7 separate regions of the Mus musculus genome follow, and all the other regions are linked to region 1. A link is a loop called in an ENCODE intact Hi-C map of the cell type or tissue named here. Cell type or tissue: heart. All regions are shown on one strand. Region 1 holds the start of 9330175M20Rik (RIKEN cDNA 9330175M20 gene). Region 2 overlaps 9330175M20Rik (RIKEN cDNA 9330175M20 gene). Region 3 overlaps 9330175M20Rik (RIKEN cDNA 9330175M20 gene). Region 4 overlaps Tmeff2 (transmembrane protein with EGF-like and two follistatin-like domains 2). Region 5 overlaps Tmeff2 (transmembrane protein with EGF-like and two follistatin-like domains 2). Region 6 holds the start of Gm17767 (predicted gene, 17767). Region 7 overlaps Tmeff2 (transmembrane protein with EGF-like and two follistatin-like domains 2).

Region 1 (4,000 bases):
GTGAGGCCATAGTGTAACTGCAGTGACTTGTCTCCTGATGAAACATGACATCATGACCTAGACATTTTAAAAACATCACCCTCAAAAACAATAACATTAGTTTAAAATCTAAACCAAACCAAACCAAACCAAACAAAACCTTCCAAAATTCAGAGCCTCAAGTGTAAGCTTTTGGATCCTTTACTGACTCTAAATTGGAGAGACTCTGATTCTCTGTGTCCTGATAGCTCGTGTAGCCACGTATTATTGCTACATCAATAAAATAGTATATATCAGTAGCTTAAAACAACACCAATTTATCTTTCATTTTGGACAAGAGGAGGCCTAAAATCATGGTGTAGCTCAGAGCCATTGCCTTTTGGGAGACACTGTAGGTAGTCTGTTTCCCCCGTTAGCCTCTAGGGCAGTGGTTCGTATCCTTTCTAATGCTGCGACCCTTTAATACAGTTCCTCATGTTGTGGTGACCCCCACCATAACATTATTTTCATTACTACTTCAGAACGGTTATGAATCTTAATGTAACTACGTTTGGAGATAGAGGCTAGCCGGGGGTCAGGTCCCACAGGCTGAGGACTGCTGCTGAAGAGGCTGTCCGCATTCTTTGGCTTAGGGCATTTCCTTTGCTTCTGGGCATCTCTCCCACCTCTGTTGTCTGATCACATTTTAGGGTTTTGAAGTATCTGCTTTGCTCTTATGAGGACTTTTGTGATCACATCCAGAAAGGCCATAAGAAATCATTCCATCTCAAGTCCTTTAAACCTAGACTCATCCAAGAGGTCCTTTGTATCATGTAAGGACACTTACAGGGTCCAGGGTTAAGGACGATGGTAAGTTTGGGGAGGCCATGATTGAATATGGAAAGCTTTTCATATAGGAGACAAGATCAGCTGCCGACCGTGGTGTTCATTAGCCTAGTGCTGGAGTGCAGAAATTACAGAGCACTTTAAAACGGTTTCTCTGAAAGGGCTGATCCAGACTGCGCCCATGTACATAGTACATAGCAACACTTTCTTGTCCAAGGATCAAAATGGTATTATTTTTTCCCGAAACCCTTTGCTGTTTGGTAACGGAGATAATTCATATTTTATTTTACTGTGATTTCATGTTGTCTCTTTTGATGACACTGAGTGTCAAAAACACACAGAAGGTGATTGTAAACGCATTAGCATATTAACATACTTCCTTGGAAACTGTACTCAAGACTCTGTTATCCAGTGTTTACTTGTAAGCTTATGAGGTTGTAGTGTGGAAGGGGTGATGGGCAGCGGTGGTGGCTGGACACAGAGTTCTCTGAACATTTCAAATATTTAGGACAGTCAGCAACTAGCTGGGAGAGTGATCCTGTCCATGGGGCCCATCAGTTTATCTGGACTCATGACTGCCACAGCTTGTAGAGACCTGCAGCATGCAGCTTGTCTCTGCCTTACCACTTCTCTCCCAGAGGAACAAAGCAAAACCAAGACATTTTGCTTAAAGGCCATTGTTGTCTAATGGTGGGCATGGTGGTGTGAGTGACATAAAAAGCTCTCTAAATAAGTAAAAATTCGAAAGCCTTTTTATAAAATGTTCTATTACACAATGACTACGTGCTAACTTGGAGAAAATGAAATTGTAGGCAATTAAAAAAATAAAAACAAATGAACAAACGAACGAGCAAACAAAAACAACCCACAAGTCATGTTGAAGAAGGAAGATGTGCTAAGTAAGGGCTCCTTTATTCCCGGAGAGTTTGGTATCCCGAGGCCTGTGGTGACAGTAACAGAAAGTCTAAAGTGGTAAGATTGAGCACACACTATAAAATGGGGAGGGTTTTATAGTGGCTAGATTTTATTTGCTTATAAAGCCTCTATCCTTTCTGCCTCTTAAGAACACTTGTTGCCACGTTAGAGCATCCAGACATAATGTAAGGTAAACCCCGAGGAAAACATGCAAAACGCTGCTCAGAGGGTTCTGAAAGCCTACGGTTCCTTTTCTCACTTAATGCAACTGGGGCTTTGCTTTCCCTGAACAAGACAAGTGCCTGTGGTTTTCCTCCCTAAGATCTGCAGGAGGAGGCTGTTTTTAGCTGAGAGCTGCTGCTTTGCCTATCACTGAAGTGCTGGTTGTAGGATGCCTGGGAGAGAAGGCATCTGGAGAGGAGGAAGGCGGAAGCAAAATGCGTGTAGGGAGCTCAGGGCTAACAAGGCAATGTGCTAGGGATGTACTCCTGAAGCAAGGGCAGCTTGGAGGCAGGCAGATGGGGGGGGGGCGCTTTGGCAGTCTTTAGCCTCTTAGGTTCTTTCATTTGTTTGTTATTCTAGGGAGCTCTGATTTATTTGTATCATTTTACTGATATTGGGAGGTTAAAAATATGTTTCCGTGTGTATAGCAATTAACAGCAGGCTCTGCACAGTGGAATATTCCAGGATTTAGGAGACTGCTAGACTTTTATTGGTTCCAGCCAGCAGATGGCGGTAGTGTACCATAAAAGAGCACACAGGGTTCGCCCAGTGAAGCCGGGAGGTTCAGTTTTGTTTTGCTTTGTTATTTAAGCTCGACAATACCCATCTATATATCCTGTGGGCGCACAGTGTTTGAGCCTCGTCTAATCTTAAACTTGTTTTATGATGATATCATTATTTTTTACTGCTACAAATTAACTGTCGGTTTCAATCTACCCCATATTTCAGCTGCCTTGGGGGGATCATCTTGTCAGTTGTGTGGCTTTCCAATTTTATGACTGAGATCAAGAGTGATTCCTTAAAGGCACATGGGAAACAATGAAATGTGGGGCAGTGACTGTGAGCTCCGTTTGGTGGCCACTCCCGGAGGTGATCAGGAACGGTACAGAAGGACAAGCACGCCACGAAGCCCACAGCTCCGTCTGAAAAGTGACTGCCTTGACATTTACCCAGGCTCAGCCACTCGTTTAGGTATGGTCCTGACTTACTATCAATGGAGTAAAGCGGGGCTGCATGAATCCCAACATTATCTTATAGCGTTATATTCAAACACAGGAGAAAGTAGAGATTCTAGGGCACGAATATCTTTGATGATACACAGGAAGTTGTCTTCTTTCGCAGGGACAAAAAGCACCCGCATCCAATCACCTATTTACTCTCCCTTGAGTGGGATGCTTTCTGGGAGCCTACTGGGTGTTTGCCCTTGTGTGAAAAGTCCTTGTGAACCTACCGGCAAGAAGCTCTTGATTGCTGCCTAATCTTTTCTTGAAGCGTAAGGGCAAAAGAGATTAGGATCCTCTTGATAGAGTTGGCAGAGCACCATTGATTGATGATAAACTTGAAGGAGAAAGGGGTCATATTCCAGCTTGCCCCAGTCAAAGATTTCCGACAGACAGCAGCCCACTGTTGTAAATCTGTTGCCAGCCAGCACACTGTCCGTGGGTGTGCAGAGGCAGGGACAAAGCCCAGAGGCTGTGAAAAGACCCGGCTGCTCCTGAAATGCTGGGTGAACAGAGTAAGTGTGGGTTCAAGCTCCCTCCAAAGTCATCTGTTCTCTGCATAAGGGCTACTTTGGCTTTTTAAGCAATCTGTGACTCACTCGTCTCCTGCCACCCCACCTCCTAAACGTTCAGTCCCTATGCAATTGTTCTTAACCCTGTGTCTCTAAGTAAACCTAGAATTACTGGAGAATTTTCTTTTAAATAAGAATGCTTTAACCCCAGCTTCTAGAACTAGATGGTCCTTATTAGAATAAATAAGAATGGCTACCCTACAGCATGCCCAATATGAGTTAGGTCTCTTCCTAATGTGTGTGTGTGCGTGTGTGTATAGATCTCTTTATGTCTTTTTTTTTTTCAGATGTCTTTCTCAATTACTTCACCTTATTTTTTGAAACAGGCCTCTCACTGACTCTAGGACTCATTCTTTTGACTAAACTAGCTGGCCAGAAATCCCTAGGACTGCATCTGCCTCCCCAGTACTGGGATTACTAATGGATGCTGCTGCTGGACCCTACTGTTTCACATGGGTGCTGGAGAATCTGAATTCAGCTCCTTAT
Region 2 (4,000 bases), 89 kb after region 1:
TCAGTGACAACAAATGCCAGCTTGACCTGCGTTGTTATTTCTGACATATCACCTGCTTTCTCGTCACATTATGCTGGTAGATTTTTTTTCTTCTTCCTCTTTTTTTTTTTTTTTTTTCCTTTCAGATTTTATTTTTGGGCCAGACAAGGCAACTGACCTAGAGGTTGCTGCAGGCATTTGAAAATATCATCTTCCTTGTCTTTTCCGTGAGACCGAGCTGTCTACTGCAGGAATCTTACCTGGGTGATTTTAAGAGTTTTTCAATCATGAGGATGTTGAAATACCAGGCCCATCAAACAGCCATGTCTCTCTTGACATGGTAACTTGTGTGAATAATCAAATAAAGCTGTGGAAGGAAATGTGTGTGTAGGGCTATACATCAGAAGTATGCCCTGAAGGGTGAAAGAAGGGGTGAAGGTGAGGAAAGCTGTAACCCCATTCACAAGAAAGAATATGGAGCAGGAGTCTTTAGCCATCACTACTGATGAGTAGGAAAGATCCTCCAGTCATTCCACACTCCCGTGTCTTTGACTACACATCTCCCTGCCTAGTGTCCTGGAGAAGGTTTATGTTGAGTTTATGAGGCAAGAAATCACGATATGGCTATCACATGTAAACAGAGTCTTCTTCCAACAATTTATAAGAGAAGCAGAGGGATGTAACAGACTTTTTCAATTGAGGATTATTTGTTTGTGAATGGAGAGAACTAGAGTCCTAAAGTCCTAGGCAAGAAAGCCATTAAGGCTGTTAGTCAAGTTAGTTGCACCATCACAATTTATTACCTGCCATTCATGAGAAAGATGATGGTATGACTAGAAGAGTTACCAGAGAGAATTTGTTGCTTTCCAGTGGCACAGTGTCCAAGTTCTCTGTGTCTCTAGCAAAGAATCAAGCAAGACACAGAGTTATAGTGACAACTTACAGATTTATTAAGCACGAGAGGAAAGCATTTTATACATTCTATAGAATGGCAGAGGTTCAAGACCCCCTTGTTTCTTAGTCCTATACCTTCTTCATAAAAGGGAGAAGTGTTGCCTAAAATGGATTGGACCTTTGACTGTTCCAGGACATGGATTCCTTGCTAGGGGGTATTTGAATTGATCTGGACAGTTCATGTGACTCTCTTTCTTGGTTGATGTGTTCCACAGTTAGCTCTCTTGGTAGCCTATCTTCTTTCTCAGAACTTCTGTGTTACCTGAGCTGACATGTTGGGATCTAATTAACTGAAAACCATATAATCTAAAAATTTTTTTCAAACAAAAAGGGAAATATTTTTCAACTCATAATGGGAATAAGCTCCTTATCAGAGGTCTTTCAACTTTTCTTACCCCCGTGAACAAATCTCATCCATGCCTTTCACTGAATGTTCTGCATGCTTCTGTGATCTACTTGGTCTCTTGCATTCCACCCTCAGCACTTCCTCTCTGTTCTCCATACAGTAGCTGCAGTGCTCATCCCAAGATATAGCTCGGCCATTTCTCTCCTAAACCTTCTAATGTTTTCTCATCTTCAAGTTCTACCTTTAGCAGCCATGCCCTGAAGATGTGACTTGCACCTATCCTCCGAGCCCATTACTAATATTTATCTCTTGATTCCATTTTTGCCAGGCCATCCACATGTCTTACCTTAACCACACTTACATCTCAGTTCTAGGGTCTCTGTCTGAACTATAACTCTGTAAGATAATTTAATCTATCCTTCACCTGCTTTAAATGTCTTTGTAAAAGGTGCCTTATCAAACAATTGTCCCTAGCTACATTCTAAAGCCTTTGTGCACGGATGTTACATTCGTTCAAACTAACTGACACATCATTTTTCATTCTTTTCCGTTTAAATCTCCTCCAGCTAGAGCATAACTCTGTGCAAGCTGAGCTCTTGTTGGCTTGTTTGTTTTGCTCTTGCCCCGGTGCCTTAGAAATTGCCAGAAGTATACTAAGAGCCTTCCTAGGTTGATGTTTGTGGGTAAATGATTTCCAATGCTTATTCACATGTCTGTCCTTTGCCTGCTTTCTCACTCAACTTGGCTCACAAGCAAGTTCCGGCGACCTTCCTGGTTTTGTTTGGCTCCTTCCTCAGGCTGGTGTGCCTTTGTTGTTTATGAGGACTTTACAGTCAAGTCTTTCCTTTCCCTAAGACTCTCATTCTCTAGGAAGCTTTGCATTGTTCTGCTTTCAAAGCTGAATGTGCCTCTTGACTTTCATTGCATTGCTTGTGTGTCTCATGTTTCTGTCTTATCACATAAATTATTTGGTGATTCCCTTCATGACTGGGAACGATCCAAGTTGTGATCCTGACTGATTTATCTTCATCCCTGAGAACCCAATGATACTCACACTGCTTTCCATGTAGGAAGTACTTCACTCATATTTCATTCACAAAGAATGACTGTTTTACTGTGGCAGTGTTGCTTTGGTGGGATGATACCTAGTGAGAAATAGCTCTTATAATCTGAAATTTCTATTTTCCAAATTTGCTCTTCATAATTCTTGATCTAGTGTTTCATGCACAGTGAAGGGTGCATAGGCAAAAAAAAGCTCTTGGTTGGGATTCTGTTGGTTTAATACATGCTAAAAGAGGCATACCTAAAGAAGTCACCTAAGAAGACTATCCATTGTTTTGCCAAATATCCACATTGTTTTATTCCACATCAAGTTGGTAAACGAGAGGAAGTTATAGTTATAGGAAATTTGTTCAACATCTTTTGCAGCCCTAGAAAACACTCTCTACCTTTCTGTTAAAATGCAATTCTGCTATCTAGTGGGAGAAAGGGGATGGGGGGGTGGGGGTGGGGCTAACTGCGTTCAGAAGGATGCCTGGTTAATAGCTTGATTTTTCTCACCATAGATTTCTAACTCCAAGCTGTCAAGACCGCCTTGGAAGCTCCCAGAATACGTGTGTGCAGACACTGGCCTAATTGGGAAGTTTGGCTGTGGTGACATTGGGCTCATTAGGTTTCTCTTATCAGTGGTAGAAGCTGTGAGATTTCAGCCAAGCAGAGAGTTTAGATTCTAAATGAGAAATATAGATTAGCATTTCCTATAATGAAATAATGCACATCAGTGTTACCTTTCTAGTGACAAAAGCAGGAGCTTGAATGCATTGTAGGGCTCCTTGTTTAATCAATAAATAAAGGAGAGACACACAAGATTTATTTCTTCTGAGGCAACAAACACCATCATTTTTCTTAATTATCTTTATGTTTGCCTTTCTGACTTTCGGATTCTTTCCAAGTAAAGAGCCCTCTACATTAAGACAAGACACATACCCCCCTCCACACACACACACAATATGGGTGAAAGCATGCCCCCTTTCTATTAGTGTATGTGTGTGCATGTTTCTCTCTTTCTTTTTTTTTAAATACATACTTTTTAAAAAACTGTAATACCTACAGTTCTTAATAAAAACCTAATAAGGTCAGAGATTTTGCAAGGTTGTCCAGGCTACCTTAGAGGCCAGAGGTTCCAGCTGAGAAGGAGAAATATCAAGGCAGCTGTAGCAGTGAAAACAAATAGTTTGAACTTTGGATCCACAGATGGTTGTGCCTGCCAACTGTTATGAGCCAATGAATATCTAGCCTATCATTTGTCATATTTATTGCAGTACATAATGCTGTAATTTCTCATGGCATGGCTATTTATCTTGCTGTGTTCTCTGCACAGCTAAAATCTCGGCCATGTTGGAGCACATGTATAGCTTTCGGGACTCATCTTTAAATAGCATCCATGCGAATTGGCACAGGTCTTCCCCTCCCAGGGCTGGGTTCAGGAATGCTTCAAAAGTAGCTAGTGGGAAGCTCTGACAACCATGGAAATGGTGATCAGAGTCTTGTTCCTACCTGCTTAGCTGAGGGGTTGAAAGCATCTGAGATTCTCTGCTGAAGTTTCTCCCTTTTTAGTTGTAGTAAAGTGACATCCTAGAGTAGAAGCTTTGAGAGTGAAAACTGTCCTACCAAGAGGCCCTCCGGAGCCTGGTGAGATTCTTCCAAGTTTACAGAAAAGAA
Region 3 (4,000 bases), 69 kb after region 1:
ATAAACTTCTGCCTTTCTACCCTTTATTTCGCCACCTCATGGCCACATTAGAGGTTGGTAAACCCCTCAGGACAGGAGATGGCTTTCAGCATAGGCTGGAGCAGTTCACAGAGCACACTTGATCTGTGTTCCTCCTTAGAGTCCCAACATACTGAGTCCTGACATCAGAAGTGATTTCTGTCAGTTCTAATGTGCCTGAGAAATTTCTTTCAAGGCAGTTTCCTCTTCTAACACATCCCTGGGGAAGTTCCCTTGGGGGCCGTGAGGCAACAGTGGAATGTGACTATGATAAGGCATTACCATGCTTAGGAGTTCTGTATGAAAAGCAGCGCACTGCATCTGTTGTTTTCCTTATTTAGGGTTCATTTCACACTGAATGATACTGGAACACTACCCAGGACTCTGCCTTGACTCCCCTGCAGTCTTGTTCTTCCTCCTCAATGACGGCAGATCCCGAAACACTTAGTGACATATGGCAGCCTTGCTGAAGAATACTGAATGCCATGCATTTGCTTTCGGGCTCTGAAGTGCTGCTTTCCATTTTGGGCATCATATTTCTTAAAGTGATACTGACCAAGTGGAACTCTCTGTGTCTGGAATCCCGTTCGGGAACAGGGTAGGTCGAACCCTAGTCTCTGAACAACTAGTACATCCACAGCAGGGGGCCAAAGGGATGGATGCGTAGCAGCATTTCAGGAGAAACTATTCAAAGAAATGGGAGGTGTTCAAGCCTAAAATGGTCAATTATTATTATTGTGTTTTAGAAGGAGGTCATAGCCATAATTCAAGTGTTTGAGAAGTTGCCAAATATGAATGCAGTTTATTTCTACAGTTTCAAAGGTAAACAGATTTTCACTCTATATAAAGCAGATTGTTCTGCTAGAAACAGCTATGTCATGACAAAACATATGTACACAAGAAACACACAAACAAGCTAACAAAACAACAACAACAAGAAACAAGCTCCTGTAGATTTAGAGACCTCCTGCACAGTCTGTATACTCTTTCCTTTCCCCATTTCTAACCTGGGAATCAACTCTGAGGCCAAAGGCATGATAGATAAGTGTTCTACTATCAACTATACTCCCAGCCTCTGTAATTTTGTGAATTAAAAATTTCTTGCTTAACTAGGCATGGTGACATACCTCTTTAATCACAGTACTCAGGAAGCAGAAGCAGACAGGTCTCTGAGTTTGGGCCAGCCTGATCTACAGAGCACGTTCCAGTACAGCCAGGGATACACAGAGCAAACCTGCACTGAAAAAACAAAATAACTTTTTGCTCAATTTTCATTTTGACAGAGAATTGACAAAAGGCTTGGGGGAAATCTCTTTTTCCATGAGCATACTAAGGTATCCTGCCTTCTTAATAATGGTGGCCTTACTGTGTTTAGGGCCACAGTCTTAAATGGAGGAAAGCTCACAACAGCAGCTAAGCATCCTGCTCCTTATCATAGCCTGTACAACTGTTGAAGGTCTGGCTGAGGTTGGATATTACTCTGCTTGCTTAAGAGCTAATCTCTCAGTTTTCCTGCCATGAATGGAATGCTATTTCCTCTGATAACAATGTTCTGCTTTCTCTTGGGAACCACACCTCTCTCCTGCCAGTCCTCTTGTCAAGGATCCTAGTCTTTGTCAGGCACGCTGGAGTGGGAACGCACTAAGGCTTGGTCAGTCCCCTCAGTCTTGGAATCTGAGTGTTGAGTGTTATCCTAGAAGTACAGAGCAAGGGTGGGGGCTGTTTCTCTATACCCCTGGGAAGCAAATGCTGTTTAGTCCATGTTTCCTAGACTCGCCTGCAGATGGCAACTTGATGGCGTGTGTTGTATATGTCTGTTGCATAGCATATTGTTTGATTGTTAGGAGTTTGTATCAAGATCTAGAATGTGTGATCTTGCATGTTTTGAGAGAGAAGAGAGAATGATATGCATGCAGTATGTACAATCAAGTATTTTTTTTTTGGAGAGTTTTCCAGGGGCTTGTTTTACTAAGAGGCCCAAGGGTGTGAGAATTCCTGTTTCCTGAAGTGTTGGGAAGTGAAGGTCAAAAACTGGCCGTGCTTCAAGTTCTGAGACAATACCATACAATTTCAAAGCTGCTGTTTGTGTGTGCGTGCAAATGTGTGTGTACAGAACCCAGGAAGAAAGGCAGTCTCTAAAAATTTGCTTTGAAAAATGCCAAAACTCTGAGCTGCATGTTTGAGATCTCTCTGTTTTGATGAAACCTGTCTCTTTGGTAAACACAAGGCACAGTAGGGCCTGCGTCCTCCTGCCCTGCAATTGAACTTTTGTTCAAATCAGCAACTTCCCTCACCTTGGCTGTTGAACTGCCCTTTGTGGTAACACTCACAAGTGAACTGGCAAGAAACCATGGAAAGAAAGGGTGTGCTGGAGTGGATTGCATTTTTCCTGAACACGCTGAAATATCAGGATGTATGGACTATGAGTCAGCACTTTCTGTTGGAAACTTTCATGACCTTTACAGAGTAGGCCAAATTCCTCCCAAGCTGTGCTTCTTCACACCCCAGTGCATGACAGCAAAGGGGCAAATCCGAGGGAGGCACCAGCAGATTCCTGTTTTTTTCTTGCAATCTGTTCCTTGTTATTGTCTTTTTTTTTTTTTTTAATTTTTTTTTCAACACACTTTGCTTCCCAGGATAGCACTAATAGAAGATGTGAGAGAGACTAGCATCATGTTTGAACGCAGAGCACTGTTAGAGTCAGGACAATAGGAGATGGAACCGGGTTTTGTCAAGGATTTAGATGTGTGTCTAGGGAAGAAGGCCACATTCAAAATTGTGACCCCTAGGCATTTCACAAGCTGGAATTTGATGAGCTACACCAGAGAACCAGGGAAAAAATATAGTAGTGATTTGACTGGGGGGCACTTTTTAGAGGGCCAAAGAGGCCATGCAGAATCTCTGTAGGTGCCATGATTTTGAACAATGTCAGAGAAGATTTTTAACTCTTAGGAAAAACTTTATTTTGCATAAACTACACTCCTGCTCCTTGTCCTCTTCCTCCTCTTCCTCCTCCACCACCACCTCCTATTCTTCATATTTGTGTGTGTGTGTGTGTGTGTGTGTGTGTGTGTGTGTGTGTGTGTGTATGTATGTATGTGTATTAGGATAAAGGACAACTTTGTGATGTCATTTCTGCCCTTCCATATTTATATGGGTTCCAGAGATCTCACTCAGAATCACGAGGTTTGTGTGGCAAACACTCTACGCTCTTCAACACACATGGTTTAAGCAGTGTGAAGTAAGGAGGAAGAGGGGAAAACTTCCTAGAACGAAACTTTGAGTTGAAGTGCTTAGTTTTTGGAAAGTTTGGATAGCCAGACCTGATGGTATGTGCTATTTAATCACAGACCTCTGGTCAAGGAGGCCTAAATGTTCAGTTTGGGTAAGATTTGGAATTTGTTTGCACTGAGAAGTTGTATCTTTGAAGGGAGCAGAAAGAAGTCTCTGTAGTCAGGTGCATGGACTTTAGTGGACAGGCTTGCTAACATGGACTCTTGCCTTTTGGAGACCTTTGAAAACATTTCTCTGAGGCTTTTTCTTATCCATCTTTGGTTCTCAGTGGTGTCCTAGACATTTGAAGCTATCAGAGAAGTGGCCCTTAGGTAAGTAAAGAGTCACTGGGGCTGCTGTTCTTCAAAGGTTAGAAAACAAATCGAATATATCTATTGCCCAGTTGGGAGTTGTGGTCAGCTGCTTAGCTAGTTGAGCAAGGTACTTGAAGTCAATAGCATGAGCTCCATCTCCAAACTAAGTTTTTACGTGACTACAAGTGGCTTGTTAACATAAGGAGGAAGAGGGGACAGGTCCTAAAAGACATTGCATTCTGGGACAGAGGGAGTGTGCAGCATTGGGTGTAACAACAAGATGGGAAGGAGCCTTATGCAGAGGGCAATGAGGAACCTGTTACCAAAGGGTGGCCCTCTGGGATTTTAATCGAATTACCTGTAAAATTCTCAATGATCTACTCTTTGTAATTATA
Region 4 (4,000 bases), 200 kb after region 1:
TAGACCCAGAGGAGAAAGGCCCTGGCTCTTCTGAAGGCACAGAGAGCCTGGGACTTTCCTTTCTCATTGACCAACATGAACACCAGGGGACTTTCTCCAGCCACATACACACTGTCACTGAGCACTGTCTGTCCAACCCAGGCTCTATCTGTCCTGTTACACAGGTCATAGGTCTTTATTCTGCTCACTCAGGGGTAATAAACTAGACTTGCTTTCCTTACAGATTCTCCTACCACTTTCCTGTGATATTAATCCCTCCCCATTTTAGAATATTCATGAATGGACTCATTACTTCAATCAGTTTCAAACACTGTGTCATTGAGATATACATATCTTACTTTTTGTGCTCTAGAATTTTATAAAAAAATATTCAAAAATCCTCAGCTATACAGAAAGCTTTTTGGGATATTTTATAAATATCATGGTTGAAGCTTCTATCCATTTATGTTCCCCAGTTATGGTTCATAAAAAGATCTGTGCTAAATATTTCACATATAATTTAGCAAAGTTAACTTTCTCTTTGGTCTCTGAAATTATTTTTATTCATTTTTTCCAGACAATGAAGACCCAGGTTCCTTTCACAGAGACTGGGACTTCTGTGCTGCCTTCTGTAGAGCCTGGGACAGCATTGCTGCATAGCAGGACTTTCCGGATATTTGTGAAATAAACCGACTCAACCATAATTTCTTTCTTATACTGGTTGCAAAGAAGCTTAGGGCTAAGTGCTTTAACCGGAATAGCCATGCTCAGGTATTTTTCTTTCCCCTAACAGTTCAGCTCTCCATGTTGTCCATCTCTGTTTAAAGACCCTCATTGACTGTAGTTTAATTATAAAAACACCACAAATCCTTTTTGGAAACTGATATAAGTAGGATACCACAAAATAAAATACATTTTAATTTTTAGATGATAAAAACTAAAGTAGTTGAAATTTATGGGTTTTTTTGTGAACATCTAACAAGCTATAAAATTAAGTACATTTTCACTGGAAAAAAAATATGTGTCTATGTTTTCCAAGGCTTGATGAGCCTCTCAGCCAGACAGGAACCCATCAGGAGACACATATATAGATACACATTGGACATAGAGAAGCACAGTTTTAAAATTCACTTTCCTTTTAGTGCAAGACTTGGTGAGGGTACACACACACACACACACACACACACACACACATACACACACACACACACACACACACACAGTGTGCCATCTTATCTACGTGTCCACAAGGGAAGATTATTATTATCATATTATCATATGCTAAAGCCAGGAAGTCCTACCTTTGTGATTTAGAAAACCCGTGGGTTAGGGCTCTTTCTGTAGTGAAAAAAAAGAGACCTAAGTCTAAGCTTGTGGACTGGTATCAGAGGGTCTGTTCTGTTTCTATGGCAGGAACTTATCACTGGGCCTGGCAAACAGAGAGGCAAAGCCTTTGAATCAAGAGTCAGAAAATGCCTCGGGTCTCATTAAAAGAGAGAGGACAGGAAGGTGATTCCAGACAGCCCAAACAGATAGTAATTCTGCTTGAAATATGATGGAAATTTTTCTTTCAGTTTTCTGGTGTGGACTACACTTTTATGCCTATGAGGAACATAGATTCCTGTCTCTGTACAAGGTAGACACGTTCTAGCTTCCTGCATATGTTACTTTTGTTTCACATAGTATTCTTTTATTTATTTATTTATTTAATAAATAAAATCTATTTAAATTAAAGTTGTAATCCAGTCTCTGTTGGTCCTGGCTGAAGCCTTTCCTTTAGATGTTATTACAAAGGAGGTTCAATAAATTTATTTTAATATTCAGACTTTCTTTAAAGAAGATAGCCACTATTTAGTTAGAAGCAAGTGTTGCCAGCTTTTAAAGTAGGCTCAAAAATGAAAGGGGAGGGCATGGTAAAAGTTCCTAAGTTTACAGTACTCATGCCACATCTGGAAAAGTGTGAGTTACAACTGCTATTTCCTTCCAGTGGGAGCGTCCGTGGACATTTGTTTAACAAGGGAAGTTGCTGTGACATCAAATTAATTGTGAGCACAGAGCAGATTTCTAGGGATGTGAGTCATAGAGTTCCTGTTTACCCTCCTTGGAGAGTTTATAACATGTGAAATATAAATTATCCAGACAATAACATATTGATTTTTCATTTGATTCTTTTAGATCTTCATGTCTATGTCCCAAACTTGGGAAAATGAAAATCCTGCTGGGTACTAGGAAATGTTGAGAAACACAATTATTTCAATGTTTTCTAATATTATATGTTTCAATAAAACCATGTATAAAAATCATGTGAAGCTGAAGTAACGTCAGGGAGGACTTCATGTATTCAGTCCATGTTTAACTATGAGTTGCAAGTTTCAATGAACTTTTTTGCTTCTCTATTTTATTTGGAATCTAGCAAGCATGCAAGCTTAAACATAACTTTAGAAATTGTCGCATTTGTTTCTTTACTTTGTGTGCACTTAGTGTCTCGGTGTGTGCTTGTGCACGCCCAGTAGCAGTGTGGAGATGGAAGTGGCAGGAGACATGCAGGAGCTGGTTGTTCTGCCATCTGATGGGTTCTGGGGACCAAACACTGATCATTAGAGTTAGCAGCAAGTGCTTTTTCCTGATCAGTCTGCCTGTTGCCCCTTAATCATGACAATTTTTCATCTTACAAGACTTTCTGTTGTCAAACTAGAGAAATCTCTAGGATGCTGAGTGACCTGATTATGTTCACTGGGAAATGTTCTTTTCTATGTGCACCAAGCAGATACAATTAGGACGGAAAACAATCTGTGCAGCTCCTATGTGCTTAGGTGTGGGGCCATCAGTGGGGGCATGGGAAAACCAGCCCACATCCAGCAGGCAGAGCTACCCTCCCTTCCTCAGCAACTGTCAACAGCTGGACTCACGGGGTCATAATAACAAGAACAAACGATGGATGGATGTGAGGCTGGGAGGATGACAAGGCAGAGGTTACTGGGAGAGCTGGAGGGAAGTAATGGTGGTTGATATGTTCAAAATGTAGTGTTTAAATGCATGAACTTTTCAAAGAAAAGAATGGAGAAAAATATTTTAAAATAAAAAATAAAAAACAAAGTGAACTAAAAAGAGTGGTAATCAGCATCAGAGGTTCACTGCCTGCAATCAAACCTGAATATATTCGGAGTAGAAATGCAACCCACTGTTTTCTTTGAAGGTGAACTGTGCTATACAATGTGAATGGAGATGAAGGTGGCAGACCCTGTATTGGAATCTCCTGGTACAGATGAGTGTACACACAGGCATTGCACAGGGTGCCAATGAACCTCTGGGGTTCCTCGTTGGGGAAAAAAATCCTCAGGGAAAGACTTGACTCTTATAAGTCCTGTCATGAATGGTTCCAGGATAGTCACAGATGCAACAGTTTTAAAGATTTTTCCATATGAATTAGTTTTTACAGGAAATATAAAGTCATCATTTACAGGAAATATAAATGCATTTAATAGAAGTAGCTTATAATACCATCAAGATAGTTGTTTATGATAAAATGTAATATTTTTATTTGGTTCTATTTAAATCTTAAAGCATAAAGAATCACCCTCAGATATTATATGTCACTATTGTATTTTATTACTTTTAATAAGTTTTCTATGGCTCAACATATTGGTGGAGTACAATTTTGGGAGCACTAGTCCTGCAAAATCTTTTACAAAAATGTGCTATTCTTCAAGTGATTCTGATGTATATTGTATACTATAAGAGGTTGGAAGTATTTAAGAGATGATTATAGTGCTGTGATTTTAAAAAGGTTTTTGAGATGTATGATAAAATTTAGTTGTGATTTTTGACATTTTATCGGATCTATTATAGGTAGGGGGAGGGAGGGAGGGAAGGAGGGAAGGAGAGAGAGAGGCAGAGAGAGAGAGAGAGAGAGGAGAAGGAGGAGGAGGAGGAGGAGGAGGAGGAGGAAGAGGAGGAGGAGGAGAAAAGACATAGCCATGAGTTGATGTAACTTCTTCTTTAAGATAATTACATGAGGATT
Region 5 (4,000 bases), 230 kb after region 1:
TTTAGTTGAATCCTGAGTAGGTCTTAGTTGAACATAAAATGATGACATATCTTCTAGCTAGTAGAGCATGCTAGTGCCCAAGAGTAGAAGCCTGAAGCTTTCACCATGGAGCTATAGGTGACTCAGTGCAGTTCTTGGAAAGGACTGCAGTAGGGCTGCCGTAATGGGTGGAGACAGATCGGGATGCAGGTTTTGGACCATCATCTAAAGGTGCACAAGGTTTTGAAGAATGGATTCAGAAAGTGACAGGCAGAGACATCTTTCTGGTTATGAAATGCCATCAGTCAGGAGTGGATGGAAAGGACTGAGACTATTAACTTCAAAAGCAACATGGTCCTTCTCTCAAGCCTAACACAGCCTCTCACCTCTCTGGTCTCACTTTCTTCTCTGCTACCTAAGAGTCTCTGATGAAGATGGCCTCTGGCTTATTTACTCAAAGCAGGGCACAAGTGGGAGCAGGGATTTTACTCTGATTCTGTGAGGATAAGTTCTATCAAAGTCTGTAAAAATGCAAGCCTCAGTAAATTAGTTTCCGTTTCTCTAAGATTCTAAGATTTTTTATTCTTAGACAACTAAACACATTTTTTTTCCTAATTGGCAAAAATCATCCAAGATGGCCAGTAGGGAATATTTTACATAACCATGTCAGAAGTTTTACTCAGCAAAAAGTTAAAGTGGATCAACATTTTCCCTTTGCATCTAGTTCCTTCCTATTATACTGTTTCTCTTTATCTGTATGTGCTGTAAATAACTCTTTCCTGACTCTTCTTCCCCTCGGTCTTGCCTTGCAAATGTTTTTCTTTATTCACTGTCATCTGGGAACATTTAATCTTGTGTACTTGTCTTTCTCTATCTCCTTTTATCATCCTCAATTATTGTTTAAAGGGGAACTTGATTAGCTTTGTCCCGGTAAACTGGCCTCCTGTTGCTGGTCATGGCAGCTGAAAGTCAGCTACCAATGGTGCTAGACTTGGTTTTCCCTTTCTTTACTTCTCCTGTGGAGTCCCCCCCAATTTCTCAATAATGTAAGTGTAAAGCTCCGAGCCACCACACTCACAGGGAGAGAAGTGTATTTAAGCATCCCAAAGAGAAGGGTGTGAAATTCATGCATGGATTGGCAGAAGTGCATTGCTCATGATTATACACAGATGGTGCTCTGTGGCCACTCATGATATTTTCTCTAGGTAGTTTCATAATCTTAATGAAATAGCCAGGATAAATCTTTTAATTATTTCGTTATATTTATATAATCAAATTGACTTATCCTAACTACAATATTATCAATGATATTACACAGCAGAACAGTTTACAAACACATACTATGTTTAGAAGGCAAAACAAAACCTTCTTTGAAACGGTTTTGTATCTCTTGAATTGATAATATAAACAAAGTGAATGAAGCCAAAGTATGTATATATTCACGGGATATTTTCTGCTCATCATTAGATGACCATAACTTATAATGTCCCTAAACATTACTCAGAGGGTTGCCATTCTATCAATTGTCGTACGGAAAGTGACAGCTTTAGAGAAAGAGAAATTGTATGTAGTGTCACTTTTAAAATGTTTACTTTTGCAACTGGCAAAACATGCAAGCTGTTAATAAACTGTTCACTCTTAACAGTAGAATGACTGTTAGTCCTATCAGGCCCATTGCCACTTAAATAAGCTGTACAGAATTTATTTATCCCTTTGGCCCATAGTGTCCTCACACACACAAATGAATAGGCATTCTCATTTGGTTTTGGCTAAACAATTTATGTTAACACAAAAAACATACTGGATAGCAGGAAATTAACTTTGACTTAATTCTGAGCTTAAGGAAGGAAAAACCAACAGTACCAGAATGGGTGTGCATTTAGAAAAAATAATGAATGTCGGTATAAAAATAGCTTTGAAAATTTGTTTTCCGAATTGCTTCCTTCCTCTGCAGTGATGATCATAGCAGGTTCCAGACACCACAGTTTAAAGTGTTGGCTTTGTTCATTTCTGCCTCAGGGTGCTTGTGCTTTGGCCTGGTTTTTCATGATGCTGCACCTATATTAAAGTGTGTGCGGTTTTCTCCCCTGAGATAAGAAGGTACTATGGGGCTGCTGGGTGGCGATTCAACAGGACAGATAGGTTAATTAAATAATATAATATGGTGCAAACTCCAGATGATCAGAATACCACATGGAGAACTGGTTGTGCATAATGAGAATTATTTTAAAGGCCTGTGCATTCTATATTATGAAAAAGATTTGTGATAATTATACTATTTTCCTTGATCTTCCCGAGAGTGTTCTCTTTGGAAGTGTGTCTGAGCAACTGCACACTGAAATAGTAGGTTTTACATTCTGCTTCTAGGAAACTGTTCTGTCAGGAGCTCAACCAAGATGCTCTGTTGCTAAAAATAAAATAATAACAGATTTTTCTAAACTCTGATTAAAAACAAGTTAGGAAAAATACAGTATTCCTTGAATTTCAAGCTTCTTTTTCTGTCATTTCTTCAGTTTGTCTACTGACATATACTAGGAAGGATGACAAAATGAAGGAGCCCAGAGGACACACCCTATGAGGCAAACCTTGTCATGACAGCTCTCAGATGCACACTCTCATCACTATATGTGAACAATCCTATTTCTGCAGCCATATTTCCTCTTAATTCTTTTAATTTAATTTTTTATATAAAATTTTAATAATATTATAGTTTTCAAGTGTGTAGGTACATAAACCCAACTGAAAAACATTGAAATAAAATGCTATTGCTTACTAGTTTATGTTTCTGAATATAAATAGCAAGAATTTTAAAAATAAAACTGGGAAAAAAAATCTGACGGCCAGGCTTATATTCTCCAGGTTTAAGAAATATGGTAAGGTACACAAAGAAGTGAGAAAATACATTATCCCATGTCTGCCTTGGCAGAGTTATTTTCAACAAGTAAGTGATACTATTAATGGCTGCATATCTAATTTAACTGGGGACCTTGAAGATGGCCTCTAGTTTGCATTCCATTAAGAGTTTTTAATAAGATTTCAACAAAAATAATAATAAAAGCATCCCACTTCACCTTCGCTTCTCCTTAACAATTCAAAGTATCAATTATAATATAACCTTCATTTGACTTGCAACCATCCCTGTACTCTCAACAGCGTATTAAATTGTGTGCCAACGCTTAAAGTGCAAAATAAATGTCTTGCTTTATCTTGTAACTTTAGTTCCATTTTAAAGTGACCTCTCAAATGTCTAACACTCAACTACACTTTCTGTAAAAAACAATTTTTCTAAACACTGGGCATTTTTAAAAGCTGGAAGATTCATTTTACCCAATCTTCAAGTGACACAGCCTCTCCATGCATTCTCTCGCTTTTAATGTGCTCACAGGAATGCTATTCTTGGGATGGCACAACTGCTCTCTGTCTGCAAGCCATATCTAGGGAGTCCTGACCCCAGGGCTCACAGAAAAAAATAGGCTGAAGCCTGGTATCAAAGAAAGGCAAGACTTACAGAAGCTTCCAGAACTCGGCCCTCCTTTAAAGAGGAGCAGAGATTAATAAAGGAAACAAAAGAATTTGAAAGATTAAGAAAAATGAGAGCATCCAGGAAAAGCCAGAGGTGAAAACAGGAAACCACGTGACATTCTGAAACAGATTTCAGAGCTCTTAGGAGGGTCTCTCACACCCATGCTTCCTGAGATGATCAGCAATAAGCGGTAAGTCTGTTTCCCCAGCTGCATTTCCCAGTGTGCTGCAGAGGATTACATGAAAGTGTCTGAGGTTTTACCCACAGGGGCTGTTTATGGAGGAAGAGGCCTTCTTCTTCCCCTGGAGCCCCTTAATGCCTGCAAAATAGCAGCACAGGGGTGTGATGTTTCTGGAAGACCAGCTGAGGCAGTTTGTCTGGAGGGCTATGAATGTCTTGGTAATTTTTTTTTAAAATAACTTACTATGTAGAAAAAATACATACAGAATTTGTATTTTGCTTCCCAGACTGGACCTTGGAGACAACCACTTATACACA
Region 6 (4,000 bases), 260 kb before region 1:
ATCTAACTCCACTCAATTCTAGCCTCTTCTTGTCCATAAGAACCACCTTTAATTTTGCACATAAACAATTTAAAGTCCTCCAGTATATGAAACACCCCTGCCCACGCCCCACCCCCACCCCACCCCCAAGAAGGCTTTGCCTCATCCTGCAGTTCCTTTGGCGTCTTGTCCTTAAGTCTAAATTCATCCGAATGTTTTCTGTCTTGTTCCCTGTCCCTGACTTCCCATAGCTTTCTCTTCTCCCTTGGTAGAGTGTGGGCTTTGCCTTTTCCCCTCCTCTTCCGGCTCAGAGGTCTTCTGCCGTCCTTCGAATCTGGGATTTCTCGGGCTCCGCCCTTCTCTACCCTCTCTGCCGTTTGTATATTAGAGTGGCATTTTTTTCTTTTCCATTTCTGGTACTAGGCTAAGACCATACATAAGCCTGCCTAAAACCTCTATTACGTAGGTACCTGAATAGAGGCAACATCCAGCATTTCTAAGCTTCAATGTCTACATACAAAATGGGCATATGGGCCATGAAGCCTAGATGTGCATTTCCGGCTCCCCCTGATTTATGTCTAGCTGCAAACTCGATGTGACCCAAAGCCAAAGCTCAGCACCCACCTCTCTCAACCTTTCCCTGTCACAACAGTGCCATGAGAATCCTAATGCAGACATAGCTGGAAGCTTGACAAAAATCCCTGTTTCCCCCAGTCTCTATAGCTAACATATTTCAAGTCTATCATATCATATACCTATCGGAAATAGACCTTAAGAGTCCGCCAACACAGCCAAATGGCAGTGGCATGTGCCTTTAATCCCAGCACTCAGGAAGCAGAGGTAAGCAGATCTCTGTTGAATTCGAGGTCAGCCTGGTCTACAGAGCAAGTTCTGGGCTAGCCTAAGCCACAGAGAGAAACCCTGTCTCAAATAAAATAAAATAAAATAAAATAAAATAAAATAAAATAAAATAAAATAAAATAAAAAAGGTCTGCCATGCTCAGGCTGCCTCTCTTACTGGACAATACTATTTTAGCCTCTGCTCTCTCTCTCTTCTTCTGGGTTCTGCACTACACTCCTTGTCTAACCATGTTGCCTGCAAGATCCTCTGAAATCGCCAATGTGATCACATCTTACCTGTTCTAGAAGACACCAGTGGCTCAACCATTTGGAGGGCACATGGGATTTTGTCTACACTTTATTACCCTGACTCTTATCTTTATCACGGGCTCTCCGCAGAGTTCCTTGAGACTTCGCTGCGCCATGGGCTTATGTTGTGTGCTCTGTTTTCAGTACTTTCTTCCTCCACGTGGCAATATCCTCCGAAGTTGCAAAGCACATCTTCAAACATTCTTCTCTACAAGGCCTTCTTTGATCTGTTTCAGGAGGTATAAATCTTCCACCGACTCTCGTCTACCCTCAGAACATTCTCCCCCTCTGTTTGAAGTCTTATCTAGACGTTCGAGAGCTATCTGATGATTGAGAAAGGACTGCAGCTCAGGCGTAAAACTGTCTGTAGCTTATCACACCACTGAGACTAGAGCTCACGAAATATGTATGGCACGGAGATGAGGGTCACGGGAAGCCTGCCACCAGGACTGGAGTCACAGCAGAACTATCCTTGGGTTGGTATGAGCGCAAAAAGAAAATGTGTTGGGAACTCAAAAGATCTCAAAATATTGGTTGTTGTAACCAATCCTAAACCAGTGGCATTTGCCTAGTGTGTTCCAGGTGAACAAATCCACTAGGGGGCAGCAGAGTCACTCCACAGCTCTACCAGGGTCTGTCTGGGCAGATTTCTCCTTAGCTTTCCTCTGTACTCCAAACTACAGACAGATCCAGCCTCTTGCTGTCCGAGGCTCAAACAGGAAGTCCCTCTTCTTCAGCGATGTAGAAAGATTTAATGTTAAGCTGATTAAAACAAATAAAAACATATGAAGAAAGTTAATAAAAAATTGTTTGCTACTGAACACTGGGGTAGGTTTAAATCTCTCAACAGACTACTGAAAATGAAGAGACTTCACTTAGCAAAAAAACAACATTATACACAAAGCTGGGCAGTACCTTTTCCTGACATTCTCTAGTAGTGTGAGAGTTTTGAGAGTCAGGCCTGAGCTCTCATAGGTTCTATGCTAGTTTAGGACAAGGGGTCGACTGAGCATTAGTAGGAGTCCTGACTTTTTGGTACCCATATTCCCACCATCACATTCCTACTTCAAGAGCAGACAGCCACAACTCTGACAGCATGGCTCGTGTTTAGTGGTGCCTCTTTAGTTAGTTTGTGAGAGAGACTCAACTGAGGTTTTTTTTTTTCTTGCTTTCTATCTTTGAAAGTATGTATTACTGATCCATTCAACTTTTAGATTCTCCAAAGAAAATTCTTTCCTAGGAAAGGTGAGAGAGCTACAAGAAGATGTAGCTAAAATGAGTTTCATTTTGGGTTCTGCAGTGGCAGTGGCAGCCTCGGCAACGGGATGCAGGCAGCCATGGCAACGGGATGCAGGCAGCATGGCTTCAGAAATGAGCTCTTCACCAAGATTTGAAAGAACTCTTCGTGCATCTTAGTTTATAATTATGGCCCAGCTCTTGGGGGCACTTCACAGCTGAGCATCTCTCTCCAGGTTCCCTTCCTCAGGTGAGCCTCCTCCTTAACTCTGCTCCATCCGATGCACGCCTTGAACCTCACCCTACGGTTCATTTGCTGATGTCTATTTAATTACACACTGCCAGGCTTGAGAAATCTCAATGATTGAGAATTATAATACTTTGTTTTATTAAATTTCCTGGATTTTTTTCATTTAAGAAAATTAAAATGTTTCTTTTTAATTCTTAGTATACCTGCAGGAGCTTGGTACTGAAGGTTAGAAGGGAAAAGGTTGGAATCGTAGCAGCAACTGAGTGCCTCCGTAAGCAGAGATTGGAGTGTGCGTTGGGAAGTTTGGGTGGCTTGTTTTGCTTATTTATGGTTAACTTAGACCATAAGCATAAACTCTGTTGTCTATTATAACATGGGTGCCCATGGTCGTTCTATGTATCCATCCGCATATATTAAGGAAGAATTCTACTACCCCTAACTTTTCCTTCCCCCAACTAATGAGTAAGGAGCTAGAACAAAGCGTGTCCAAATTTCTTTGAGATTTACTTTATGCTTTTTAACTATGCGGATGTGTTTTCATCTCCACTGGGTGTGACTATGTGAATGCTGTGGCCAAGAGGCCAGCAGTGTCAGAACCCCTTGAGTTGGAGTTACAAGTGTTTGTGAGCTGCTCAACTGGGGTGATGGGAACTGGACCTGGGTCCTCTGAAAGAACAGTATGTGCTCGTAACTACTGAGCTGTCTCTCCAGCTCCCGTATATTTCTAAGTAATCTTTGAGATTATTATTCTTTTCATCAAACTATAGGGCTCATCAGGATTCATAAGAGAGTGGGAAGTCCCAGCTGTTGGGATTTGGATTCTTCTTCTACTGTTTTTTTTTTTTTTTTCCCTAAGAAAGTCTTTACTGTAACCAAGGCTGCATGTTCTATGAACTAGGAAAGGATGAGAGGAGAAACAAGAGCCATGGCGATGGTCTAGAGTCTAATTAATACTGCCTCCGGCTTCTATGTCATTAGCAGTGCTCTTCTTTAATAAGTGGCAGAGATAAGATTTTTATTGAACTGATGATCTTTTATGGAGTTGGAAAATGGGAAGGCAGTAATAAGCGGGGGTGGGTGTTGTGCAAATGCATGCCTTCCAAGGACCAGTCAGATGGAGCAGACTCCCGCATCGGGCAGTGAGGCCTAGACCGAAGTAAGTGCATCTAAAGCCAGCCAGATCAAACTGGTGGCCACAGGCACAATCCAGTCATAGCATGTGTTCTGTGATATGCCAAGGTAACTGCGTCCACACAGGCAAGTGGCCCCAGTCTGATGAGAGATAGTCTGAGGAGAGTTTGTATGTGGAGGGAACCATGTTCTAATTTCAGTGCCCTGGAGGATCTTCAGAGCTGCTCGGATAAATTTAGGTTGTGTCTCTTTAAT
Region 7 (4,000 bases), 240 kb after region 1:
TCATATAAATTTCTTGTTATTAGAATAATTCTGTTAGATCTGGTAGCTAGTAATTATGTTTACCTGTGAGGTGTTTCTTCTAAGTACTTTATATTTTTTTTCGTGATTCTACTCTATTAGCATTAGAGTATCTAAGTTTGGGATATGCTGTGTTTGTAGGATCTAGAAGAAGACTGAATGACTCCTACTGATTAAGCATAATCACATGATATCCAAAGTGAATAAAGGCACATTGAAAAAGATTAACACTCAATAAAGTCTTTCCTTTGAAATCCCGTGAAAGAACAAAGAATGCTGTGTGGGAGGAGGATTGGGTTGAAACCATGATCCACTTGGATAGACTTTGTGACAGTTACAAATCTCTGGTGTACAGATTTATTATTTTTAAAGCACAAAATTGCTGTATTTCTTTATTCATGAAATGATTTAGAATGCATTTCCCATACATAGGGTTTTCCATAATTGATTTATCATAAATACTGAAGTGGATTATATTTTATGGATACTTTCTGCTCTTCATTTTTACTACAAGCTGCATTAAGTCAACAGATGCAGTATTAAGCCAGCACATTACTTCAGCTTAAATAGCAGGCGACTGTAGTCTTTGAAGCACTCAGGACTGCCCTTCAGTACTTTGTTTCCATTATTTTGTCTTGTACATGGTGGGCTTTTGCTTTTAGACAAACAACCTCAGAATGAAGTTGTGAAATTTACCAAATTAAACAGGAAAAAAAAATATTCTGTCCACATCATGCACTGAAGAGCTGTGGCAGAGAACATTACAGACGGAAATTTCCAAACAGTTACTGTAAAATAAAATTCAAAATTAGAATTAGAACTTAACTTCATGTATTTATTTACTCATCGTGATTTTAAAGCAAAATTGACTGATTCTAGGTTTGTAGATCAAATATTAAATTCATTAAATTTAAGATGTCCACTGTAACTTGAGCATAGGTAGTTGAGGTTTCATGCCTGTGTTTTGTAGGATAAGGAAGATGGATGAAAGAGTTTTACCTGTTTAATCACTTAATTTTGGGACTATTCTATGCTTTCCTTATCTCTTTTCCAGTGATTTCTGCAACACCATTTTCCAATCAGCATCTCTTTCTCCATCAGTGGCCACCAGTGGAAGGAGACTGGGCTCTGAGAATTCTGTCACCTCTTTATGAAGCAGAATTTTTAAAATTAAGTTCATTGCATGGATAATTTCTTATAACCACAGGGCTCAGAGATGGCTGGATGGCTGGAAAAAGATTAATGAAAAGCAGAGGCCTGGACAACGCAGAAATGAATGAGTGTGCTACTCTTGTCTCAGAGAAACAGATGGATACCCAGACAAAGGAAGGCGATCAGAAGTTTACTCACTCAAGACTAAATAATTGATATAGAGGAAATGCCTTGGCTGTCAGCGAGAAATCCAGATTTCTAGCTATATTGGGTGCTTTGGTGACTGTGGAGTGCCGATGGCTGTTTTGAATGAATGATACCCACCTTTCGAGGACTCTTAATGGTATGTTCAATTTCAATTTAAGGCATTTCTATTGAGCATTTGAATTATTGATCAGGAGATGAGGGATGCGCCTACAACCGAGTGTGAAGTTCCTGGCTAAGTCTGTGCTGGGTAAGGACTTATCTGAGGCAAAAGTTCAGCACAGAGAAAAGCTTTTTTTTTTCTTCTTTTTCTGTTTTTTAAAATGCAGGAGCTAGAGATATTACCCAAGGAGCTAAAGGGAACTGCAACCCTATAGGTGGAACAACAATATGAACTAACCAGTACCCCAGAGCTCTTGTCTCTAGCTGCATATGCATCAAAAGATGGCCTAGTCGGCCATCACTGCAAAGAGAGGCCCATTGGACTTGCCAACTTTAGATGCCCCAGTACAGGGGAATGCCAGGGCCAAAAAGGGGGAGTGGGTGGGTAGGGAGTTGGGGGGTGGGTATGGGGGACCTTTGGGATAGCATTGAAAATGTAAACGAGGAAAATACCTAATAAAAAAATTAAAAAAAATAACACAGTTGCTTTTAAACATGCTCAACAGAAAGACATGGAAAACAGTCCAATTTAAATCCAAGGAGTTAGGGAAACTTTCATTTGGCAAGAGCTATGAAGGGTAGGAACTTTTCACCCCCTATGTAACAATAAGAAAAGCCTCAGCATGTCATCACAGTTACAAAATTCAGGTCTTGCTTTTTGTTCCCCTCCTGATGAGAAGAGATTTGTGCCACAGCAATGAAAGATTCTATCTGGAAGCAAGACACTGAATTTTGGCATACCTTTTTGATTTGGATGACTTGGAATTGTGTAAACAGATTCTTTGTGCTTTCTTCCTTCCTTCCTTCCTTCCTGTAGGTGTGGCCATTACTCTGAAATTGGGCCGGACATGGGATGAGTCCTGGCTTGCATGGTAGAGACAAGCCACAGGGAGGTACAATGTCTGCATGCATGGCTCAGTCACTGAACAACTGCTTTTGTATCTGAGCACAAAGAGAAAAATACATTCCCAGCTGAACTATTTAACCAACACATTTATTTTTAAACTGCAGTTGAACTGTCATTTGGCTAGTCAGACATTCTTACATAAAGCATGGGGAAACATAATGGCTTTATTGCTGAAATGCTGGTAAGCAATTGGTAAAGAAATAAATACAAACATGGCTCGTGAACTTCCAGCTCCCTGTTACTCAGAGCCCTTGGCTGGCTCTCAGTGTTGCTCAGCTCACAGTATCATGAACTCCAAACAATAAATGCCAGTCCTCTCTTGATCGCACATTAGCCCAATAGATATTTTACTGGAACTAAATAGGCCACCATGAGGACACCAGTGGGTCTGCTGCTGGACTTGGTCAGGAAGTGGAGGGGGAGGAACAAAGCTTTGCTTTGCCTGGGAGGAGGAGGCAAACCCAGGGGTAAAGACAAAGGTGAAGGAGGGTGCAACCTAGAGCAGCTCAGTGTGGGGACTGTACTGCGGTAATAGATGACTATGTGTCAATGCACATTAATATTTGATGAGCATTGCCGTATTATCTTTTATGTGTACTTTCACACTATTGTGAGGCAGCGAGGTTGCTTCAGACAAGGATTTACATGGGCAGGTGCAGTGGCTTTTACTTGGTGAAATTAGCACACATCCTGCTTTTAGGACGTTAAAAGGGATGCTTCTGTTTATATTGCATAAACAGGCAGAGACTGGGTCTAGCCTTCTTTAAAACACTATTATATTGAGTGCATAAACAAGGCTGACAAAATAGTTTCCCTTAAATGGCACACTGATGCATTTTGTATTCTGCTCCTTGGAAACAAAGATTCAATTTCTGTCATTTATAAAGGACCCCTGAAACAGATCTGGAAGTGAAAGCTTATGTATTGTAGAGAGACCAATGCAAAAAACACTTAGATCTACAAAGACTCCTGCTCATGTTTTTATTTCTTTTTCTGAAATCTAAATGTGACTACTGTGCAGCACTATTTGTGCACACAATGCATGACCACATGCACAACCCATTAAACGGGCATAGTCCTCCAACCTTGCCATAGAAAAACAGAACCCTCCTCCGAACCCACCCCAAACATAAACGCCAGTGGAGTGCTTTCTCCAGACATGCCTCAGCTGTCCCATCTCACTAATCTTCTCACATACGATAGTTCACTCATGACAATAACCCAAGTAAGGTATTTGAAGAATTCAGAAGGAACTGGTGTTTATAGGGAGGGCAGTACATGACCACACAGAACATAAAAATTGGGGGAAATTAGTGAGTCTGGCTAATGGAGAGGACTGGCTCTGGAAAGATAAAGTCAGTCTGTCTTAATTTTGCAACATTTGATGAAAATATAAAGGCCACACCACATAAGTTTTATTTTTACAAAACTAAAATTAAAATCAAAGTTCCATTGAATAATTAATTTATTTATTATAGAGAAGTGTACACTTAGTGCAAATTATTAGTAGCATACTATATGCAGCAAGGGAATGTCAGGTTATATATCAGGGAACTA

Evidence for each region. Peaks named below come from ENCODE experiments on the same cell type or tissue, not always from the same donor. Only the 100,000 strongest peaks of a DNase experiment are listed, where the experiment ranks them.
Region 2: it touches region 1 in a loop (2.4-fold over the local background); 2 of 42 quality-filtered maps call a loop at or near these places.
Region 3: it touches region 1 in a loop (10-fold over the local background); 8 of 42 quality-filtered maps call a loop at or near these places.
Region 4: a loop joins it to region 1, with 4 times the contacts of the local background. A loop is called at or near these places in 8 of 42 quality-filtered maps.
Region 5: a loop joins it to region 1, with 3 times the contacts of the local background. A loop is called at or near these places in 3 of 42 quality-filtered maps.
Region 6: it touches region 1 in a loop (5-fold over the local background); 9 of 42 quality-filtered maps call a loop at or near these places.
Region 7: a loop joins it to region 1, with 3 times the contacts of the local background. A loop is called at or near these places in 2 of 42 quality-filtered maps.

Annotation. Positions count from the first base shown.
Region 1 is chr1:51,332,597-51,336,596 of GRCm38, reverse strand. It overlaps 9330175M20Rik (RIKEN cDNA 9330175M20 gene), which reads left to right and starts at 2,818. Exons shown (of 5, transcript NR_045151.2): 1 at 2,818-2,913. In heart, a CTCF peak has its summit at 2,444 (motif pointing right); a DNase peak (open chromatin) is centred at 2,456; H3K4me3 peaks cover 1,546 bases; H3K27ac peaks cover 2,018 bases.
Region 2 is chr1:51,243,650-51,247,649 of GRCm38, reverse strand. The region is part of intron 4 of 9330175M20Rik (RIKEN cDNA 9330175M20 gene); the gene reads left to right. Among named protein-coding and RNA genes, the nearest start is that of Cavin2, 43 kb to the left of the region's middle. In heart, no CTCF peak of the experiment used is centred here; a DNase peak (open chromatin) is centred at 2,029.
Region 3 is chr1:51,263,692-51,267,691 of GRCm38, reverse strand. All of the region lies in intron 2 of 9330175M20Rik (RIKEN cDNA 9330175M20 gene), which reads left to right. Among named protein-coding and RNA genes, the nearest start is that of Cavin2, 23 kb to the left of the region's middle. In heart, CTCF peaks have their summits at 44 and 1,807 (motif pointing right); DNase peaks (open chromatin) are centred at 261, 1,611 and 2,341; H3K4me3 peaks cover 527 bases; H3K27ac peaks cover 3,742 bases.
Region 4 is chr1:51,134,964-51,138,963 of GRCm38, reverse strand. All of the region lies in intron 7 of Tmeff2 (transmembrane protein with EGF-like and two follistatin-like domains 2), which reads right to left. Among named protein-coding and RNA genes, the nearest start is that of Cavin2, 150 kb to the left of the region's middle. In heart, a CTCF peak has its summit at 1,981; a DNase peak (open chromatin) is centred at 1,983; H3K27ac peaks cover 309 bases.
Region 5 is chr1:51,104,610-51,108,609 of GRCm38, reverse strand. All of the region lies in intron 5 of Tmeff2 (transmembrane protein with EGF-like and two follistatin-like domains 2), which reads right to left. Among named protein-coding and RNA genes, the nearest start is that of Tmeff2, 180 kb to the right of the region's middle. In heart, no CTCF peak of the experiment used is centred here; a DNase peak (open chromatin) is centred at 2,009; H3K27ac peaks cover 687 bases.
Region 6 is chr1:51,594,915-51,598,914 of GRCm38, reverse strand. It overlaps Gm17767 (predicted gene, 17767), which reads left to right and starts at 2,197. Exons shown (of 4, transcript NR_151621.1): 1 at 2,197-2,614. In heart, CTCF peaks have their summits at 1,516 and 1,718 (motif pointing right); a DNase peak (open chromatin) is centred at 1,734; H3K4me3 peaks cover 593 bases; H3K27ac peaks cover 585 bases.
Region 7 is chr1:51,095,866-51,099,865 of GRCm38, reverse strand. The region is part of intron 5 of Tmeff2 (transmembrane protein with EGF-like and two follistatin-like domains 2); the gene reads right to left. Among named protein-coding and RNA genes, the nearest start is that of Tmeff2, 170 kb to the right of the region's middle. In heart, no CTCF peak of the experiment used is centred here; no DNase peak of the experiment used is centred here.